Regions from separate parts of the Homo sapiens genome. Here regions 1 and 2 are each linked to region 3. A link is a contact called in ENCODE Hi-C data. All regions are on one chromosome and are shown on one strand. Each heading gives the region's core, a stretch centred on a gene start or an enhancer-like site at or near the end of the contact. The rest is flanking DNA. Distances are from core to core; before and after follow the strand shown.

The links. Hi-C counts contacts between places; a loop is a spot of excess contacts on that map. Pooled maps may share reads with other maps.
Region 1: a loop to region 3 is called in a map of B cell, with 18 times the contacts of the local background. The contact joins the promoter of CDYL here to the promoter of WRNIP1 in region 3. A Hi-C loop is called at or near these places in 5 of 168 maps with a recorded cell type or tissue (B cell, CD4-positive, alpha-beta T cell, CD8-positive, alpha-beta T cell and 2 more), 1 of 37 single-sample maps with no recorded cell type and 13 of 50 pooled maps.
Region 2: a loop to region 3 is called in a map of CD8-positive, alpha-beta T cell, with 11 times the contacts of the local background. The contact joins the promoter of LYRM4-AS1 here to the promoter of WRNIP1 in region 3. A Hi-C loop is called at or near these places in 3 of 168 maps with a recorded cell type or tissue (CD8-positive, alpha-beta T cell and naive thymus-derived CD4-positive, alpha-beta T cell) and 11 of 50 pooled maps.

Annotation. Positions count from the first base shown.
Region 1 is chr6:4,774,708-4,778,158 of GRCh38, reverse strand. CDYL (chromodomain Y like) reads right to left here and starts at 1,755. Exons shown (of 7, transcript NM_004824.4): 1 at 1,352-1,755. The coding sequence starts at 1,375. It overlaps CDYL-AS1 (CDYL antisense RNA 1), which reads left to right and starts at 2,733. Exons shown (of 2, transcript NR_183279.1): 1 at 2,733-2,887; 2 at 3,402-3,451. RefSeq lists silencers at 1,404-1,953, 1,974-2,603 and an enhancer at 2,411-3,064.
Region 2 is chr6:5,001,813-5,005,185 of GRCh38, reverse strand. LYRM4-AS1 (LYRM4 antisense RNA 1) reads right to left here and starts at 1,370. Exons shown (of 4, transcript NR_126015.1): 1 at 1,227-1,370. RPP40 (ribonuclease P/MRP subunit p40) reads left to right here and starts at 1,149. Exons shown (of 8, transcript NM_006638.4): 1 at 1,149-1,306; 2 at 2,941-3,085. The coding sequence starts at 1,184. RefSeq lists silencers at 1,039-1,168, 1,299-1,548.
Region 3 is chr6:2,763,985-2,767,333 of GRCh38, reverse strand. It overlaps WRNIP1 (WRN helicase interacting protein 1), which reads right to left and starts at 1,941. Exons shown (of 7, transcript NM_020135.3): 1 at 890-1,941. The coding sequence starts at 1,711. It also overlaps a transcript of MYLK4 not described here. RefSeq lists silencers at 1,021-1,340, 1,511-1,970, 2,131-2,180, 2,561-2,650 and enhancers at 2,105-2,399, 2,497-3,349.

The DNA.
Region 1 (3,451 bases), core at 506-3,005, 2.0 Mb before region 3:
TCAAACATCCTAGCCTCCATTTCTGTGTCTTCCAGACACACAACACTTTCCTTCCTAGAAGGAAAGCTCCTGAGAACAGGGAGATTTTTCTTCTTTTACATCCCCAAATGACCTAAAATAGTATCCTGAATACAGCGGGGCACAGCTAATGTGTAAAATGGTTGAAAAGAATGGAACATTTTCAGTACCAGCTAAGGTATACTGACCACATACAATGTAAGGAGAAGCAACAACCTTACCCTTAATTCTACAGATGGCAGCTTCCTCCTGAGAACTTCTGCAAACACTTGCTCTTAAAAAGCAACAAAAAAGTTGCTAGAAGACTAACATCGCAGACAACAAAGCTCTATTCTATGCCAACAGCAATAATACGCCCATAAGAGAAGACAACTGAAAGGATCCCTGGGGCCACAGGGCTCTACTTGTTACAGATGCTTCCTTAAGTCCCTCAACACCCAGGTCCCTAAACGCATCATAAAGGTGAGTCTAGAGAGTCTTCGCAAGTTTTAAGTCTCTTAGGAACTTATTTATAAATACATGTGAAACAAGAGAATCATTTATCCAGAAGAACAGAAAGCCTTCCAAACTTCTGTACTCCCAGGAAGTCTACTTTGAAATACGTCAAAAGAAGTTACATGGAGACATACAAAACATGTCTAAAGATCCAAATTGGTAACTCTCAAACTTGAAGCTGGTTTAAACCCATCGACCAGAACTTACAGTTCTGGCTATGCCCTTCTCATTTGCAACGCTGCGGCGCAAATGAATGACGGTGTATCAGCGTTAAATTTAAATTTCCTGGCTCTGGCCACAATGCTAACCTAATTAAAGCATGTGGTCAACGTTTAGCATTTTCGGTGCGAGATTTTGCATCGCTTTGGCGAACAGCAAAGTCGAAAGCGTTTGCACCGGTCTTCTCCCCGCCACCCCCCGACCAGGGGCAAAACCCTCTCCCAAATGCTTTATCAAATGATCCAGAAACCCCCCCACACCCCACCCCCCGTACCGCCCACGGTCCCCGCCGAGCGGCAACGGAGGCACCACTTCCACGACCCACGCCAAGAGCACTTTGAGCTCAGTCCGAGCAAGTCACTTGTGTCAGCACCACTTCCCCACGGCTGGGACCCCCCCCCCCACCCCACGCCCGGCAACTTCAGGACCCCCCGGCCGGGGCCCCTCGGAACGGAGGCTCGGGCTCCCCTCACACACATTTCCCGTCCAGCAAACTGCGGCCGCGGCGGGGGAGGGGACGCGGCGGGCGCGGGCGGCGAGCGGGGCCGTCGGGCGGCGCGGCCGGGCCGGGAGGGGCGGCGGGCGGGGGGCGGCCCGAGGCCGGGGGGAGGGGAGGTACCTCGTACAGCTCCTCGGAAGCCATGGTGGGCGGCGGAGTTGCGGGCGGGAGGGGCAGGGTCGGGGCGGGCGCCGGCGCCGGGCGGCCGACACTTTGTTTCAGTTGGGTCCTGCGTGGCCTGCGCTTCCTGCTCCCGCGGCCGGCCGGGCGCTGGGCACGGACGAGCCTCTTGCACTCCGCGGCCAGTGCGGGCCGGCGGCGCGGCGGGGTTGTGCGCAGGAGCAGCTACGCAACGCGCCCTGGGCGCCCCGCGCTCACTCCCCGGCGGGCCGGCTCGCGCTCGGGCTCATCGCGCCCCGCCGCGGGGCCGGGCGGGCTGGGGCGGGCGCGGCGGCGTGCGGGCGGCGCGGCCGGATCGCGGCTCCCCTCTCCGGTGTAGTGCAGAAAGCTTCCTACTTGCGACCAAAAAACCTGCCCCGGCTACTGAGCATGCCCAGTGCGGCCGCCCGGCCCTGCGGAGCCGCGCTCCCGCGCTCCGGGTTTTCGGGCCGCCCGCGCGGGAGGGGCGGGGCGGCGGCGGGGCGGGGCAGCCGAGGGGAGCAGTGGGCTCCGCTCGGGGCCGAGGCGGGCGGCCGGCGGGGCCGGGAGCGAGCCGGCAGGAAGGGGAGGAGCGGGGCAGTCGGGGGCGGGGCCGCGAGCGCGGGGGGCGGGGTGGTGGGCGGGGCTCCGACTTCCCCAGTCCCGCTTGCGGGGTCGGCCTGGCCCGCGGCACCGCCCCCCAGCCCGCCTCGACGTGGGCGCTTGCGGCCCGGCCCAGGGCAGGCGGGACCTGGACCTCGAGGTTCGAGGCGCAGCGCGGTTGTGCACACCAGGACGGGCAGCGACGGACCCGAGATGGGGCAGGGAACCATGCGAGCGAGCCGGCCCGCGTCTGGAGCCCACCGCCCCGACGGCAGCGGCCGCGCCGTCTACCGCGCGCCTCCCTCCAGGAGGAGCCCAAGAGGCGGCCTCCGTGCGCCCGCCCGTCCGGGGCCGGGCCAGCCCGCGAAGGGCCGGCGGCGTGGCCAGGTGGAGCACCCACCCCACCCCATGCCCGCCCCACCGGCCGCCGCCAAGACCCGGAGCCCGGGCCGCGCGCCCCGCGGGGTGGCCCGGCGAGCTCCGGCTGGCACGCTGGCTCCGCGGCAGGCCGGGGGTGGGATCCGGGGGGCGGGAGCCGGGCGCGGCGGAGGGCGGCGCGAGGGCGCGGCTGCCTCCGCTCTGCCCGCAGCTCCCCCCACGCCAGGCCTCTGGGTTCCTCTCGGAGCGTCCGCCTCCTCCGAAGCGCAGCTGGGAAGGGACCGAGTCTGGATTCCAGGGAGGTCCGGGTTCTAATCGAACGAGGCTGTCAATGGTGGTTCCTTTCGCGGAACGGTGTGGACTACACGACAGGCCCTCGCTCAGAACAGCGAGGGCTGGCCCGCGCTCCACTTCCCAGGGAAGATCTACTGCCAGGGCACACCTGCCGGGCCCTGGACGTGCCCCATCGGTGGCGAAAGAAGGGGCTTCCTGACCCAACTCCCCCAGACAGCCGCCAACTCCGATCACTCTGGCCGAGTATGCGGAACTTCCCCACGGGGCACTGCAGAGGCATTAGTTCACCCTCTCCCCCAGGCCCTGCATCGGGAAGCCCTCGCCAGTTCCTCCATGTCTCCCCGGGCATCCTTCGGGCCGCCTCACTCCTCCGTGCTCCATCTCGCTCCAGTTCCTAACCTACCTTGGAGCCACAAGGCTCCTCCCACCAGTTTTCTTCCTAAAGCCCTATTCGTTTGTGCCCCCCAACAGCGTTTCAACAACCACGGGGCGTCTCACAGACCCCGCGGTTTCCTGTCCTCCCCACGCCCAGGAACAAGCACCACGCCAACCCTTAAGTCACTGCGAGTCGAATCGCCGTTCCCCTTAAGCGGTGCTTCTACCTGCGGTCCCCACCGTTTGAAACAAACTCCCAGCTCAGGGATCACCTTAAAAGGATAGCCTTCCTGACTTCCAGGGCCAAATCGGTAACTCCCTCTTCAAGCGCTGCCTAAGCACTCACGCGTGCTCACTGCAGCACTCGTCTCTGTATTTTAAGGTTTGTCTACTCTTCACCCCACCCCAACTCCAAACGATGACCTTCAGTCA
Region 2 (3,373 bases), core at 121-2,620, 2.2 Mb before region 3:
TTTATTTTTATTTTTGGAGATGGGGTCTCACTATATTGCCCAGGCTGGTCTTGAACTCCTAAGCTCAAGTGATCCTCCCACCTCAGCCTCCCAAAGTGCTGGGATTACAGGCATGACCCACTGTGACTGGCTTAGTTTTAAATTCTTAATTATTTACCTTGTAAACTACTTAATTCCATTTCTTCCACATCTCATAGAAAAACTGATGTTCCAGGAAGATGTATCACCAATATTCTGCTGTTTTGTATCCTGCCAGTGCAGAATTGGGGCTGTGCCTCTCTAGTTTGAGAAGCATGTAGTAACATACTTGATTTTGCCCTGATCAGTAACGTACCGCATGCTGGGAGCCGCAGTCTCTTAACCGCTCCAAGCCCGTGACAGAAAAACGAAATGGAAAAATGACTTAGGAGAATTATCACTATTAACCCCCAGAAACAACACATTATTAAAAGCGGTTCTGAAGGGCTATTTAAAAGGGAACTCAATAGTAGTTTCAAAGGAGTCCTATTGTAAGGCAAAAATTGTGCTTTACCTTCCCGCACAACCTTCCCTAATGTTTTGGGAAGGACTGATACAAACTTTTAGTCCTGTTGGCCTGTGTTAATAATGGCCAAGAGGTCCCCAATGGGTAACAGAGTCCTGTGAACCAAACAGTGTGAGAAGTCAGAAAGCAGCTGGGTGTGGCCCCCAAAGCAGCTTAGGGGGTTACTTAACTGTGCGGCTACATTTCTTGACCATATACTAAAGGAACTGGGCCTTTCCATGCGATGTTTTCCTTTTATAACGGTGGCAGGAAGCGGTCCCTCTGAGGGGCCTGACCGAGGTATGCGCCGGCGCCAGGCTGGGGTCCAAGGGGCGCTCCGAGGCGGGGCCCACAGAGAGGGTTTAGGGCAATTCCAAGGGATGGCGGGGACGGAGGAAAAGTGGCGTTGAAAAGGCAAGAGCCAGGTTCCCAGCCACTGGGACAGTGAATTTACAGCTTCAGACATCCACCAAAGAGCGGCTGCGTGGGCTCCTAAGAAGTCTAAGAACTGCTCAGAAATCCAGCGCCGCCATCCCCACTCCACCGCCGCCAGGGGCGCACAGCAGCGGGTATGCGGCCGGAGGGAAGGGGCGGGGCGGGAGGAAGGGGCGGGGCGTGCCCCGCCAGCGGAGGCCGGGAGGACCAGGAACCCAGGAGAGCATGGCCACGCTGCGCCGGCTTCGGGAGGCGCCGCGGCACTTACTGGTTTGCGAGAAATCCAACTTCGGCAACCACAAGTCGCGCCACCGGCATCTTGTGCAGACGCACTACTATAACTACAGGGTGAGTCCGGCTGTCCTCGGCTTTTCGGGCCGTGCTCAGTCCCCGCGTGCGAGAGAGGTTTGGGGAGAGTGCTAGGCTTCGCGGGGCGGGGCCGCCGGCGGTACGCGGAGGGGCGGGGCCCTCGCCCGGCTTGCTGGGAGTTGTAGTCTCTTAACTGCTCTAAGCCAGTGGCTTGCAGGGCTACAGGACTACAACTCCCAGGATGCGCCGGGCGTGGGGGCGGTACCCAGTCTGGAGGGAGCTGTTGTCAGGGGCGTTCTGGCTGCTCACTCGTGTCAACCCGCCGAACTGGGAGTGAGTCCAGGGAGGGATTCGAGGTTCAGGGCCGGGACCAGGGAGTTAGGCTGTGGGGCAGCCACGTGCACCTCGCTTTTTCCCCAAATCAGGGCGGGTCTCGCGCCTCCTCCCCACCACTGCCTCCTCCCCAGCTTGAATCCCTCTCCCACCTGCGTACCTGTGGATCTCACCAGAGCATCCTGCCTAGGCTCGGCCCAGGAAGCGACTGATTTTCCTTTTTTTTTTTTTTTTTTTTTTAGACGGAGTTTCGCTCTGTCGCCCAGGCTGGAGTGCAGTGGCGCGATCTCGGCTCACTGCAGGCTCCGCCTCCCGGGTTCACGCCATTCTCCTGCCTCAGCCTCCCGTGTAGCTGGGTCTACAGGCGCGCGCCACCACGCCCGGCTAATTTTTGTATTTTTAGTAGAGACGAGGTTTCACCGTGTTAGCCAGGATGGTCTCGATCTCCTGACCTCGTGATCCGCCCGTCTCGGCCTCCCAAAGTGCTGGGATTACAGGCGTGAGCCACCGCGCCCGGCCGAAGCGACTGATTTTCTAAATTGGTTGTTGGAACTAATTTGATATCTGAGAGACTTCAAGAAACTAACCTTATCATGGGGGATTAAACATTTTACACTTTAAATGGATCAGCTTAATAACTCAGGTTTGACTGAGCAGTGTTTCAGAGATGTTAAGTGGTGACCTGATCAGTCAGAACAGGCTGGTGTTTGAGCCTTGGGACAGTGATGACTTTTACAATGTGGCAACATTTGAAGCCTGCCCTGTTTTTAACACCTATTTTGGATGTCAAGCTCATCACAGCAGTCAGGGATGTATACTTTAACTCGCCTGTTGCATTTTTCTGTCTCGAAAATGAAAACATACAGGAGCACCATTGCTTGCACATAGATTCTTAGTAATTGGATGTCCATAAATTAATTCCTTATGCCCCGACAGATAGTTTGTTTCATTCCAGGATAACACCAGGGTAAACAAATCAAGGGATATTCAATTATACTATATTTCCTTGAAAATAAAATAGTGAAAGGAACAGGACATAAAATATACAGCATTGCTAATTTGCAAAAGATTAAATGCAAGCACGAGTTTTCCATTAAAAGTATTCTGTTCAATCCCCTTCCTGTACTGTACGTTTGAATGCAGAAATGAAAAACTTAAGTAGTCAGATTTCTCTTTGCCTGAGATAGGTAAGTTAACATAAGAGTTTTGTTGCCCGTGTTTTTATGTTCCAGTGAAACTCGTGGAGAAATAACAACTTTCATGATTTTGTTTCATTCCTAAAAACCTGGGTGTTCATCTTCATGGAAGTAAGACCTTGTTTGTATTACACATTCCAATAGGTTTCATTTCTCATTCCTGAATGTGGGATACTATCGGAAGAACTGAAAAACCTGGTCATGAACACTGGACCCTATTACTTTGTGAAGAATTTACCTCTTCATGAATTAATTACACCTGAATTCATCAGTACCTTTATAAAGAAAGGTAAGAAAAACCTGAAATGGCTGTGAACAAGGCTGGATGAGGAAGGGTAGGGAGACCACATCACGATGCTAGGGCTGTTGTTTTGTTTCAAACAGGGCCTGTGGTATAGTCTGTGTGGTCAGGTGCACACGCGTTCTCCCCCGCATTCTCATCCTGTTCTTTCTTGTACCCTCTTTAGGTGGTGGTTTCTGATTGCAATTGGCCACAAGTGTTGGATGGGGATGTTGTAACATGACAGTATCCGTCCCCTTAAAATGAGGATTAATGGAGAGGAGAGACTTGCAGTCT
Region 3 (3,349 bases), core at 692-3,191:
TTTCCCTTCCTGATGCTGGTTCTTCTCCCTTATTATGGATAAAAGCATCCTGTATTTAAGCACTTCTTAGCTTTCTCTGTTTTCTGGCTCACCTCCTCCATTTTTTTCTCAAGTGTTTTTCCAATGACATGCTTTCTAGACTCACAATATCCTAACTGCCCTCATCTGGAACGCTAACGCCTCACGAAGGGACACAGAACTGGACACCAAAATGCACGGATGTTTCTTCTCTAGAGTACAAGGCATTATGAGAAAAGTTACGGAAATACCGGATGAAAATGACTTGCAGATGAAAAAGTTTTTATGTTAGTTTTGTAAATACATGAGTATATTTAGTAAAATCAATATATTCTCAAGAATATAAGAATGTTAAATAAACTTATTCTTAAGAATAAATACCAGTCTGTTAAACCAACAACTAGTGGAAAAGGAAGGAAGCACAACAGAATTAATTTGATTTTTTTCAAAGCTGAATCCGTTATTATGTACAAACGGAATATACAAATGTTTCTTTACAATTTAAACATGCTGATTCCTTGCGAATTCGGTTACTAAATCAAAGTCTGGGGAGGGGGCGGGGAGACCGATGGAAGATAAAGGCAGATCAAATCTAAGAGTCCACATCTTGTAAAACTATGGATTCACAGACATCGTCCTTTTGCAAACCCGGCAAGCCTGCCTTACCAATCTGGGGGTGTGTGCCCTTTTCACACCCATCACAGACTCCACCTGTGGACCAGGCACTGCCCCAGCCCAGCCCAAGTCTGCACCCCCTTATCCAGGAGAGGCAGGCGGCTTCTTTCGAGGGCAGCACACCCGGCTCTCCGACCATCAGCTGCATCCACCGCCGAGATAACTACGGAAGCCCAACGGCCAAGGCCGCACTCACCTTGCCGCAGCCCGGCGGCCCCCACAGGATAAGCGAGGGGATTTCGTTGGTCTCCAGGAGCGAGCGCAGCAGGGTATCCTGGCCCACGGCCTTGCTCTGCCCGAAGTAATCCTGCAGCGTGTCAGGACGCATCGTGTCGGCCAGCGGCTTGCCCTGTAGCATCTGTCGGATCTCCTCGGCAGCCAGCGCCCGGGGGTGCGGGCGGCCCCCGCCACTGGCCCCGAAGGCGGTGGCGGCTTCGGCAGCGTCCGCGTCCCAGTGCCCCGGGTCGTCCTCGCCGTCCGCGTCCGCGTCCCCGTCGCCATCGCCGTCGCCCACGGCCTCCTCCTCCTCCTGCGCCTCCGCCTCGTCCCAGCTGCGCGGAGACGCGCTCCCCGCCGCGGCGGCGGCCGCCGGCCTCTTCCCCGACCCCTTCCTCCCGGGGCTGCTGGAGCGGGCCACCGGGAAGTCGGGGATAAGGCGGGCGCCGCTGGGTGTGGGCGGCGCGTCGTAGCTCTCGCGGCTCTCGGTCTCGCCGCCGTCGTCGCCCTCCTCACCCTCGCCCTCGCTGCTCTCGGCTGCCGTCGGGGTGGCTGGCTGCTTCAGCGCCGAGCTCTCCGACAGCCGCCGCCTCTTGGCGCCGGGCGGCGAGGGCCCCTTGGCCCGCTCCCCGGCGCGGTGCGACCCGGCCGCGGGCTCCGCGTGCCCCGCCGGGTGGAGCAGCAGACAGCGGTCCAGGTGCGAGTTGATGTGCGCGGCGGGCATCATCTGCTGGCACACGGGGCACTGCACCTGGTGCAGCTGCGAAAGGAAGGGGTCGTCTTCCGGCCCGCTCACCTCCATGGCGGCCGCCGCCCTCCCCGGCGCCCGGCGCGGCCGCAGCAACCCGTGCGCACGCGGAGGCCTTCGATGCCCTCCGCTAGGCCCCGCGCCGCGAGACCCTCGCTCGGGGAACCAGCAGGACGCTCGCGGGCCGGAGGAGGGCGCCGCTCATGCCTCACGTCCGCAGCTCCCGCGTCCGCCCGCCCTCGGCCGGCCGCTGGCAGCGCCTCACGCGGCGTGTCGGGAAGTGTAGTTCGTGGCCGTTTGCCCCGGCGGCGGAGGCGCCTCGCGCGGCATGTAAGTAAGTGTAGTCCGTGGCCGTTTGCCCCAATCACCGCCGAGAATACCTCGCGCGGCACTTCGGGAAGTGTAGTCCGCGGCCATTCGCCCCAGCTGCCGTGCGTCCATTTCCGACTCTGAGAACAGCCTTTGCGGGGGCGGGGGAGGGGCGGGGGGGGGGGTTGCGAGGCGAGCGTGGTGCGCGTGCGCGAGGTTGCGCGGTGGCGGACGCAGCCCTCCGCCCAGGCCTGCGAGTCGCGCGAGGGCAGGGAGGAGCCACGGACTGCGCGAGGTTGTTGGAGCGGCGAGCGCCGCTTTCCCGGCCTTCCGTGCTGGGCTGTTGAATGGGCCTGTGGGGACAAGCAGGAGGCGGCCGCAGCGGGTCGTTTGTAACGAAAGGGAAATGGGGGAAAAAACCCAAAAGCCTCCAATAGAAAACCAGTGTTCTATTGGACGTGAACAGCAGAAAAAATACAAACAAGTACGCGAGTGAAAGAAATGCTCACCTCAGTAGTGGTCAGGGAAATGAAAATAAAGCGTCCCTCGCCCCCTTTTAGATGTGTTGGCGTTTAAGTCAAGGGCGGTTCACCTACAGCGCGCTTCGAGCCAAGAGATGCTTCTCGCGGGCCGCTGTGTAATAGTGGCAAATCGGAAACACCAGCCTTCTGTCTCCTTAGCAACCAAATGATGGGAGGCGCCCGTGTGCAATTACGTCCTAGACGGATAGAAATGGAAAGAATATCAGATTAAAACAAGTGTGGTAGTCTGCATCTTTGAATGAATTACCATGTTATTTTTTGCTTTTGTCTAAGTCTCCCGTTTTAAAACATGTATCTCAAAACAGGCATTTTTGGTAACTAGAAGAGGTAAATGAATTGAGGGAGAATGAAGACTTTTCCGAAATTTGGCCAAAACTTGAATTTTTATTTCATCTGGGCAAGAGCACATTGAGGGTCTCACTCGTTCTGTCGCCCAGGCTGGAGTGCAGGGCCGCGACCAGAGCTCACAGCCTTGAACTCCTGGGCGCCCGGGACCCTTCCGCCTTAGCCTTTGGAGTCGTCCTGGGGTTACAGGCTGAGCCACCACGCCTGGCTGGCTGGTTAAGAGTTGTTTCTAACTAAAAAAGTTAGGCTCAAAAATAAGATTAATAGAAACGCTAGAGAAACAAGTTAAACTTTAATCATCATGTAACGTGAAACTACCAAAAGAGGATCGTGAGCTTTCATTATTTTTTTGAGACGCAGTTTCACTCTTGTCCAGGCTGGAGTGCAATGGCGCAATCTCAGCTCACGGCAACCTCCGCCTCCCGGGTTCCAGTGATTCTGCTGTCTCAGCCTCTCGAGTAGCTGGAATTACGGGCGTCCGCCACCACACCCAGGT